Linked DNA regions of Mus musculus: region 2 is linked to region 1. The links are chromatin loops, found by intact Hi-C in ENCODE. Cell type or tissue: left cerebral cortex. All regions are shown on one strand.

Region 1 (5,000 bases):
TGTTGTTTTATTATCAATCAGTTCATTGATTAATTGACTAATAGTAATTAACACCTTTGTTCATTCAGTTCCCAGAGAAAAGACAAAAAACCTTTTTGTTTATAATAAGCCTTAACAGCACTAGAGCTGGGCAGATATCAACCCTCTGTGCTATTTTGTCTACTTCCCTGTCAATAACCCCGAGTTATAACTTGCCATGTTCTGTCTGGGACTCTCTTAACTCCAACTAGTCAGCCCTCGTGGCCATGTTTTCACACAGTGCCTTCTCTGCTCTCCTTATCTCCCTCCCTTCTCGGGTGTGGTCTCTGCCTTAGGCCCAAAGCCTGGCAAACAAAGTCCCCCTTCCATGTCTTCTGCCCAGCTACAGTCTATAGGCATCTTTATTCACCAGTCAGGGAGAACTTGGAGTCAAGGTTACATAGCATCACTTGGTATATGCAAGGATCTATTCACCCCTGGGGGCAAGGAGACCATGGAGGCCAGTATTTAGCATTATAACACATAGTAACAGATCAAACTGGACCTAAATTCTACACAAAAATGAATAAATAATTAAATGTAATGGTAAAATTTTAAGATGATGAATTTTCTAACTACTCTGAATTGATCATTACACACTATGAGCATGTGTTTCATAATTGTGTATAATTAATAGCATATTAATTAATTATATATTAGGGATTAAAGCCATGTGTCACCGTGCCTGGTTGATTGACTGATGTTGATTCCTGGGACCCTCCCTATCTTCTGGATTTTTCTTTCCAATTTCTCTTTGTTTGCCTTTTAAATGCTGGTTCTGTCCATTCTCCTTTGTCAAGCAGATTTTTTATTCTTTTTTTTTCTTTCTTTTTAAAATATACTTGATTTAGAACCTTGTTTTATTTAAATGTGCTCTTCATGTTACAGGACAACCTTTCAGGGTCAATCAAATATGTGACATCAGGGAGTTTCCTCCAAACTTCTAAAGGCTCACAGGCAGGGCTCTAAACTTCTCTAAGGCAGCTTCAGGATCCAAAGGAGCACGGCACAGTAATTGTGGCCTAAGAAGTAAGGGTTCCTGCCAGGACACGGGCTGAGAAAGAAGGTCAGCTGGGTGCTTTCTCTGCCTCTCTGAGCTTGCAGGCTCTCACCCCAGCATCTGGCTTCTGAGTCTTCATTGGCAAAATTGGACAATTGAAATTTTGTTTAAAAAACAACAAAGTATGAAACTATATTTTGTGTGTGTGTCTGCGCAGGAGTGTATGTTTTTTGAGACAGGGTTCCTGGCCTGACTGGCTTGAAACTTGCTTTGTAGATTATATTGGCCTTGAACTCTCAGAGATCCACCTACTCCTGCCTCGTGAGGGCTGGAAATAAAGGCATGCACCTCCATGCTGGGCTAAAACTCTACTTTTTGACATAAGATGTTGGTAACAGTCTCACTATCTTTGTGTTTTCTTTAACAATTAAGTATGAGTCAACATTCCATGCATCCAAAAACCCAGAAAGATTGGAGGCTTTGGGCGTCGACTTGGCTTCTGTCTTCACTGTATTAAGTTTGACATCTGCAAGCATCTTTGCATTGTATTGTTTTCTCATTGTTTTATATGAAGGACCGAATGCCACAACAGTTTCAAATTTAAAAAACTCTCTAAACAGGCTGGCAAGTGGTGTCAACAGCATTAGCTAAAAAATTTTTTTTCAGCACGCAAAGTGTGCCAAAGAATGTGGTGTTAGTGCAAAATACATAAACTCAAATATTATTTCACAAAACTTAATTTTTTTTACTTCACTGAAATCACTAAATTATTAAGGAACAAAATAGTCACATCACGTGCAGACATTATTGATAATAGGCCATAAATTTTAGCAAGTACAATTAGAAATTAAAGCATTAAAAGAAGAAAGAGCAGAAAGAGAAAAGTCGTGGGACACTTGCATCTGCACAGCTCCCCTTCCTCTGCACTGCCAGTCCCTCCTGCGTGCCCTAGTGGTCTCTGTCACTGACCTGCCTGCTGCCAACACAAAGCACAAACCCTCTAAGCATACAAACTCTGTCAGCCTTCCTCTTAAGAAGGGAAGTGCCAGTTGTGGTGATGCCTGTGAGCCCAACATTTGGGAGACCGATGTGGGACTGTCTGTCCAAAACCTCCCTGTGCTGTGTCGGGAGTGAGGTGGAGAAGATGGAGGAGTGAAACTCCAACTGTGGTCCCTCTGGGTGTGATCACAGGAGCACGAGCTTTCACATTTCTGCAGCTCCTTGGTTGGAACTTTCGGGTGCAGCTGAGAGTCCAAGAGGGTTAGCACAGCATCCTAAAGTCAGAACTCAAAAGTCAAAAAGCAAAGCCGGGCGTTGTGGCACACACCTTTAATCCCAGCACTCGGGAGGCAGGCAGATTTCTGAGTTCGAGGCCTGCCTGGTCTACAAAGTGAGTTCCAGGACAGCCAGGGTTACACAGAGAAACCCTGTCTCGAAAAACAAAACAAAACAAAAAAACAAACAAAAAAAGCAGCCAGTGGCAGCTGAGTGCCCTGGAGATCTTTGCACACCTCTGAAGAGAACACTCTTCCTCTTGGGTCCATTCACACAGTCAGCAAATACAGTCACACTTTAAATGCAAAGCTCCTGGCTGCTCAAGGCTCATAGCATTTGCTACCTCAGGAGGGCAGCAACATCACACAAACCAAGACTGATAGCAAGGGCCAACCTACTAAAATGCTAGCCCTTGTTCCCTCCATGCCTTGAGGAAAGACACCATGAATACCACTTCCCTTTGAAAGCCTTCACTTCATGCCCCATCTGCTGTTTTGGCGCTGACAAAAGTGTAACTGTATTGAGGCTGGAGTATATTGGGGTGTGGGTGTTTGGGGTAGAAGGTACCGATATCTCAATATGGCATTAGTGCTGGGCATGTAGCTCAGTGGGTGACAGAGCCTGCCTCTATCTGACCACCACAGGGAAACAACTGAACTGACGCTAACAGGTTGATGTATGCCTGAGGTGAGCAAGCATCTGGAGTTTCCTTCACCATCTATTGTCCTCGTGTTAATGGCATAAGAGAAGCCAGTTAGCAGGCCTGTGGCTGAGTCCTCTCACTTACTGACCACACTGCCTCCAGGTTGTCTTACACGTCACAGTCGCCTACATGTTCACCCACTCCCTCAATCAATCACTAAATCCGTTTTTAGAGTCGTCTTTGAACGTATGGGACTTCTGATAAATTCTCCAGTAGACATCACCAGTCAGGTGTCCCCTTGGGGCCTCCGAATGTCCAAAACAGAATGGACAGTCTCTTCTCAAATCTGTTCATCCCCAACATAGTCCAACCAGTGAGCTGCACTAACAGCAGTTCAGCCACTGGAGTTGGAGACTCAGGAGTTGAATGCCTCTCCTTCCCTCCCTCTCACGTCCCAGCCTGTGTTGTCTTCTGGTCATCGCCACTGCTGGCCCACATCTAAGGCTCATCAGGCCTCTAAGATATTTCTACATGGTTTCTCTGTCTCATACTACGGCTCTTCCTCCTGTTTCTTTGCTTTGGTTGACATGGTCTATCTTACATGTAAATCTAGTCAGATAACTTCTCTGGTTGAAGTTCTTGTTCTCTCTCTCTCTCTGGTTTTTTGAGACAGGGTTTCTCTGTTTAGCCCTGGCTGCCCTGGAACTCACTCTGTAGACCAGGCTGGCCTTGAACTCAGAAATCTGCCTGCAATTGAGTCTCTTAAGGTAACATTTTTCAGCTCTTCTCTGTCCATTAGCCTTTCTTTCTGCTCCACTGAGCACAGGACTGAGGTCGCACCCCGTGCCTAGCTGCACTGGCATTCAGAGGATACAGGAGGCTTGTGAACTTCCAGCTTTTGTAAACTATGAAGTGTGAACCATCACAGGACCAGGAAGCCAATCTAATGGATTACAATCAGTCTTGATTTATAAAAGAAAAACAGAATAGTAAACAATAGAGTATTGTTTGTGAACCTTCAGTATAAAATGTGTGTCTTTTAGTGAGTTGTATTAAAATTAAATGAATAAGCCAGCACTTTTTTGGTTTGGTTGTTTTGTCTTTTTTGTTTTGCTTTATTTAGCAAGATCAACTTCGCCTAGGGGAAAACTAAAACCGCACAGGTAGCTAAAAATTTCATCGTTTCTGTGGATTGCCACAGGTCTCAAAGGCTGAGCTTCAAAGAAGGAAGTGCCCACTGTAGTTAGTTCTAGGTTTCTGAAAAACGGAGGAAGTTAAAATCAACTACAAAAATCCAGGAACTGTGGCCATGTGTCCATAAAGCCTAGTGGTCCCGCAGTAAGTCTACTGTTGTGGAAATTAAGCTTCTAGGGCCTCACATGTGATACTGGAACTCTTATATGTATTCCCTGCTGTTGAGGATCTGACTTGAGTGTGAAGATTTAACAGTTTAACTGGCTGCTTCCCCAACATTCTGTTGGGAAGAACAGAGAGCTTTGGGCCAATGAGGTGCCGCCATTGGGTTTCCATAGTGATAAAAGAAACAAACCATCCTGGGGCACAAGTCAGGCTCAGTCAAAGGACTAGCTAGAGGGTGAATTCCTCCTCAAGGGACTTTCAGGTAATAACTGGGGACAACTGAACTGTCTTCTAAGGGAAGCTCCTGGGGTGGATGGCCGCGGAACCCTTCTAAACACCACTGGCTGGGTTTGCAAGTCTTCAAGGCAGTCTGGAGATTTCTGCCTTGGCATCTCAACCACTTGGGAATAAACACAGCAACCATGAGTTCTGAAACACCTTGATTGGGTGAGAAATGACCCCTGAGTTTCCCTAAAACATTATGGTTTCTTTAAGACTCACAACCTGGGAAGGGACCACAAGGCCAATGAATCTTTGAAAGAATTAAAGTAAGATCTTGGGAAGAGTTTCCAGCCGCTTGTTGAAAACCCACCCTTTCTAAAGCTCTGCTCACTCAGCGACAACTTCCGGCTGTGAGTGAAACACCAGGGAGATAAGACAGGGGAAGAAAAGAAGGGAACACACACACGTGCCCACACGCACATA
Region 2 (5,000 bases), 140 kb after region 1:
TACCTAGGAGGTAGAGACAGGATGATCAGGAGTTCAATTCAAGGTCATCCTTAGCAAGAGGGACTAGAAGAGAAAAAAGAGCCCAAATAAATACTTCTTCCCAATTCTATTTCGCTTTAACGCAAGGTCTTGCGCACACCCCGACAGTCCCACTGTTTTCATAGAAAACACATGCCAGGACAGGTCAAGAGGAGAATGGGGAGTAAGCAGAATCACTGAGTTGAATCTACCCAGGAAAACAGTTGGTTAGAATTCAGAAATGGCTGATAGGGCCATGTTAATGAAAGCCTTATACTATCAAAGTTCAAAATAGGGACAAAGAGCAAGAAAATTGCAAAGGCAGTGCTCCTGTTACATGGAGTCTGACGACCAGATCCAGCATCCTGACATATGTTTTATGAAGTCTCCAGAATGGGTGAGGGGGAGGGGGCTCAATGCCATCAGCCTTATACCCATACCAACTAAGGAATAGACATTATATAAATTCACCATCATAGAACGTACAACCACATGTCACACACTTTTCAACCTAATTGAGTTCTGACACTATGGTTGTATATGTATGCATTCCTTTACTATCTCCCCCGCCCCATGAGGAGTAATGAATTTGGCTGGGATGGTGTCCTAAGTTAAGAGTGTATAACTGTATGAGTCCACATTAGGAGAGCGAGATAACCAACATTAGGCTCTCCAGCATTAGAGAAAATACTAGAAATGAATTTGAAATACAGGACAGATTGCCTCATGAAGTGATGCTATCAGTAAAGACTTGTAAGGATACTAATGCTACCCAAAGTACATTCTGTTAGATCACAGACCCCTCTCTCTGTCTCATGTCTCTCAAAAATCCGGCCATGGCTCCTTATAGCTGACAGGCACCATGCTTATGGAGTCTAGAGCGTGTAGGTCTTGGGAAGCAAGGGGGGGATAAGTAAGCCACCCCCCTCCCCCCCCACACACACACACACGGAAGTTAGAAGGTAAATTTACCCAGTACTTGGCTTCTTGGCACATAGGCTATGCCAGTTTAAATTACACTAAACCTCTGGTCTTCCCTTCACAACCTAGAAGAGTCAGAGTACCTCCTTTGCTTGGAGTGTTTGCTTGGAGACTGTTTTTCTCCTTCAGCTCCCTATACACACAATAACAGCTGCCATAGTCTAAGTCTTAGACATATACTTGGAAATATCTTCATTGTCTTTCCCCAGGAGTTTGTTTGTTTGTTGTGAATGTTTGATAGGATTTGAGACAAGGTTTCTCTGTGTAGCCCACCTGAAACTATCTCTGTAGACCAGGCTGGCCTTGACCTCAGAAATCTATCTGTCTCTGCCTCCCAGTTGCTGGGGTTAAAGTAATGTGCCACCATGCCTGGCAATTTTTTTTTAATCAAGTTTAGAATTTGCAGGAACAGTTATTATTATCTCATGTGTTGCACTGGTAATTCTATAGCTTTTTTTTAAATCTAATTTTGATTTCCTTGAAACATTTGAGAGCATCTATTTTCTTTTTATTCATCATTGTTGTGTCCTTAGCATTTTATTCAACAATATTTCTAATATAGATAATAATTAACAATTATTACCCCTAGAATAAAAATGCGTCTTGAATTTTCAAAAACCTAAATAATTACATTATTATTATTTTAGAACTACTACTAGTAATAACAGCTAATGTGAAGGATATATGCCAATTGCTATTTTAAGAATTTGTGTGTTATTTATTCTTTTTTTTAAAGGTTTATTTATTATTATATATAAGTAGACTGTAGCTGTCTTCATACACCCCAGAAGAGGGCATCAGATCTCATTACGGGTGGTTGTGAGCCACCATGTGGTTGCTGGGATTTGAACTCACGACCTTTGGAAGAGCAGTCAGTGCTCTTACCTGCTGAGCCATCACTCCAGCCCCGGGTTATTTGTTCTTTAAATAAATAAATAAATAAATAAATAACCTCTCTTGTCAGCTAGGTATGCAGCATATGCCTTTCACCCTAGCACTGTAGAAGCAGAGGCAGGAGGATCACCATGAGTTAGAGGTCAGCCTGGTCTACACACTGAGTTTCGAGTTTCAAGCCAGCTAGGGCTTCCTAGTAAGCCTTTGTCTCAAAAAACCAAAACAGACAAAAACTAAAAAACTTTTGTCATAGATACTTCTATTGTCCTCATTTTATAAACAAGGAGTTTGAGATGACAGAGAAAAAACTCTTCCAAAAACACATATTTTATAGACCAAAATTCTCTTTAACCCATTAGACTGTATTGGTATTTCTGTTCTCACTGTATGGTGGGAACAAACTAGGCAGGCATCCTACCAACTGAGCCACAACCTAGCCCTAGTTTCCTTTTTCTGAAGTAGGGATTCATAGTTTTGCTTAGATCTCAGAGCAGTCGATACATGTACACTCTACTCTCCATAGCCTACCTACAAACATAAGTAAGTGAATAAATGTAAGACCCTTGTTTTATATCTCTTATATCGGGATTTTCATATTCAAATATTTAGTTTTTGTTGTTCATTATAAGACATTTCAAGCTGTAACAAAGTAGATAGAATAATATAATTAAGTTTGTGTACTGATTACTAAAATGGCTATCAGCTTAAGGTCAGTTGCATTTTATTTCCAATACAAGGGGCTGAAGAGATAACTCGGTGGTTAAGAGTGCATACTGCTCTTGCAGAGGACCTGAGTCTGATTCCTAACACCCACATCTGATGTGGCTCAGAACCACCTGTAACTCAAGTTCAAGGGAATCTGATGCCCCCTTGTGGCCTCTGCAGGTACTTATACTCACTGCACATATTCACAAAGAGACATGTGTACACATGTTTATAAATATTTGTATCTAATTCACTCCTTTCTTACCCTCTGCCCCAATTTTTATTCTTCTCTTATATATTACATCTCCAAAATTTTCCCTCTCTCCATTTCTCCCAGTCCATCCCTCCACCTCCCCTCTTCCAGATCCTCTCCTCCTCCATTTCCCTTCAAAACAAAACAAAAAAGTAGGCCTCCCCGGGAGAGTAGGCACAAACCCTCACATCACAGCTGGCCAAGGCAACCCAGGAGGAATAAAGTTGTCTCAAGCTCAGGCAAGAGTCAGAGATAACCCTTACTCCTGTAGGAGTCCACAAAACAAGCTACACAACCATAGCAATATGCAGAGGCCCAAGCTCAGGCCCATACAGGGTCCATGTTTGTCAATTCAGTCTCTGTGAGCCCCTACGAGCACTGCTTAGTTGATTCTGTGAGGCCATGTTTTTCAGGGGTGTCCTCCACCCCTCTGGTTCCTACAACCCTTCTCACTCTCCTGTGTTTTCTAGGTCCCACCTAATGTTTGACTCTGGGTCTCTGTATCTGTTCCTATCATTTGCTGGATGATGTTTCTCTAATGACAGTTTGGCTTGGCTCCAGTTTATGAATATAGCAGAATATCATTAGAAATCATTTCATTGCCCCCAGCCCCTGCCCTCCTTTTTGGTTCTATCCTGGATCTTTGGATATGTCTTGTCTCTGGAGGGCTCAAGAGGGGACCCATGAATCTCCCTGGGGAGGGGAAATTAAATAGATTTTTTGGGGTGGAGTGGGAGAGGGTGGGGAGTGGGGAACAGAGAAAGAGAGTACTAAGAGAGAATACTAGCATTGGGGGTAAGATGTAGAAACTTACTGCAGTTGGAACTCCCAGACTCTATGAGAGTGACCTCAAGAAGTCCCCTGGTCAAATGGATGTATCTGGAGGATATCATCCTGAGTGAGGTAACCCAATCACAAAAGAACTCACTTGATATGCACTCACTGATAAGTGGATATTAGTCCAGAAACTTAGAATATCCAAGATACAATTTGCAAAACACAAGAAAATCAAGAAGAAGGAAGACCAACACATAGATACTTCATTCCTTCTTAGAATAGGGAACAAAATACACATGGAAGGAGTTACAGAGACAAAGTTTGGAGCTGAGAGGAAAGGATGGACCATCCAGAGACTGCCCCACCCGGGGATCCATCCATAATCAGCCACCAAACGCAGACACTATTGCATATGCCAGCAAGATTTTGCTGAAAGGACCCTGATATAGCTGCCTCGTATGAGGCTATGCCAGTGCCTGGCAAATACAGAAGTGGATGCTCACAGTCATCTATTGGATGGAACACAGGGCCCCCAATGGAGGAGCTAGAGAAAGTACCCAAGGAGCTGAAGGGGTCTGCAACCCTATAGGTGGAACAACAGTATGAACTAACCAGTACCCCCAGAGCTCGTGTCTCTAGCTGCATATGTAGCAGAAGACGGCCTAGTCGGCCATCATTGGGAAGAGAGGCCCTTTGGCCTTGCAAACTTTATATGCCCCAGTACAGGGGAATGCCAGGGCCAAGAAGTGGAAGTGGGTGGGTAGGGGAGCAAGGTGTGTGTGGGGGGGGGGAGGGTATAGGGGACTTTCGGGATAGCATTTGAAATGTAAATGAAGAAAATATCTAATAAAAATTTGAAGAAAAAAAAAAGTCCCCTGGTAATAGAGGCAAACTGGCTATTTTCCATAACCAAGCAAGGCTCCCAGCAGTCTGACTGAGGCATCAAACCAGCCACAAAACCTTCAACCTACACAAATCTGTCCCACCTGTAAAATGTGCTGGGGTGATGGTGGTGTAGAACTTGCGGGAGTGGTCATGCAATGACTGGTTCAGGTTGAGACCCATGTCACTGCTTGGATGGCCTCTGCCCCTCTTTTATATGTCATTACTGAAACATTGTTTGAGTGAGGCTGTTCTTGTTTATTTTGTTTTTTTTTTTTTTTAAAGATTTATTTATTATATGTAAGTACACTGTAGCTGTCCTCAGACACTCCAGAAGAGGGCGCCAGATCTCATTACGGATGGTTGTGAGCCACCATGTGGTTGCTGGGATTTGAACTCCGGACCTTCGGAAGAACAGTCGGGTGCTCTTACCCACTGAGCCATCTCACCAGCCCTCTTGTTTATTTTGAATTACATTAATAAACACCAT

Evidence for each region. A loop is a pair of places that touch in the nucleus more often than their neighbours do. Peaks named below come from ENCODE experiments on the same cell type or tissue, not always from the same donor. Only the 100,000 strongest peaks of a DNase experiment are listed, where the experiment ranks them.
Region 2: it touches region 1 in a loop (2.8-fold over the local background); 3 of 42 quality-filtered maps call a loop at or near these places.

The regions. Positions count from the first base shown.
Region 1 is chr1:58,695,459-58,700,458 of GRCm38, reverse strand. It overlaps Flacc1 (flagellum associated containing coiled-coil domains 1), which reads left to right and starts at 4,470. Exons shown (of 15, transcript NM_175370.5): 1 at 4,470-4,557. In left cerebral cortex, a CTCF peak has its summit at 2,651 (motif pointing right); a DNase peak (open chromatin) is centred at 2,651.
Region 2 is chr1:58,560,418-58,565,417 of GRCm38, reverse strand. All of the region lies in intron 2 of Fam126b (family with sequence similarity 126, member B), which reads left to right. Among named protein-coding and RNA genes, the nearest start is that of Fam126b, 23 kb to the left of the region's middle. In left cerebral cortex, CTCF peaks have their summits at 2,772 (motif pointing left) and 4,814 (motif pointing right); a DNase peak (open chromatin) is centred at 2,770.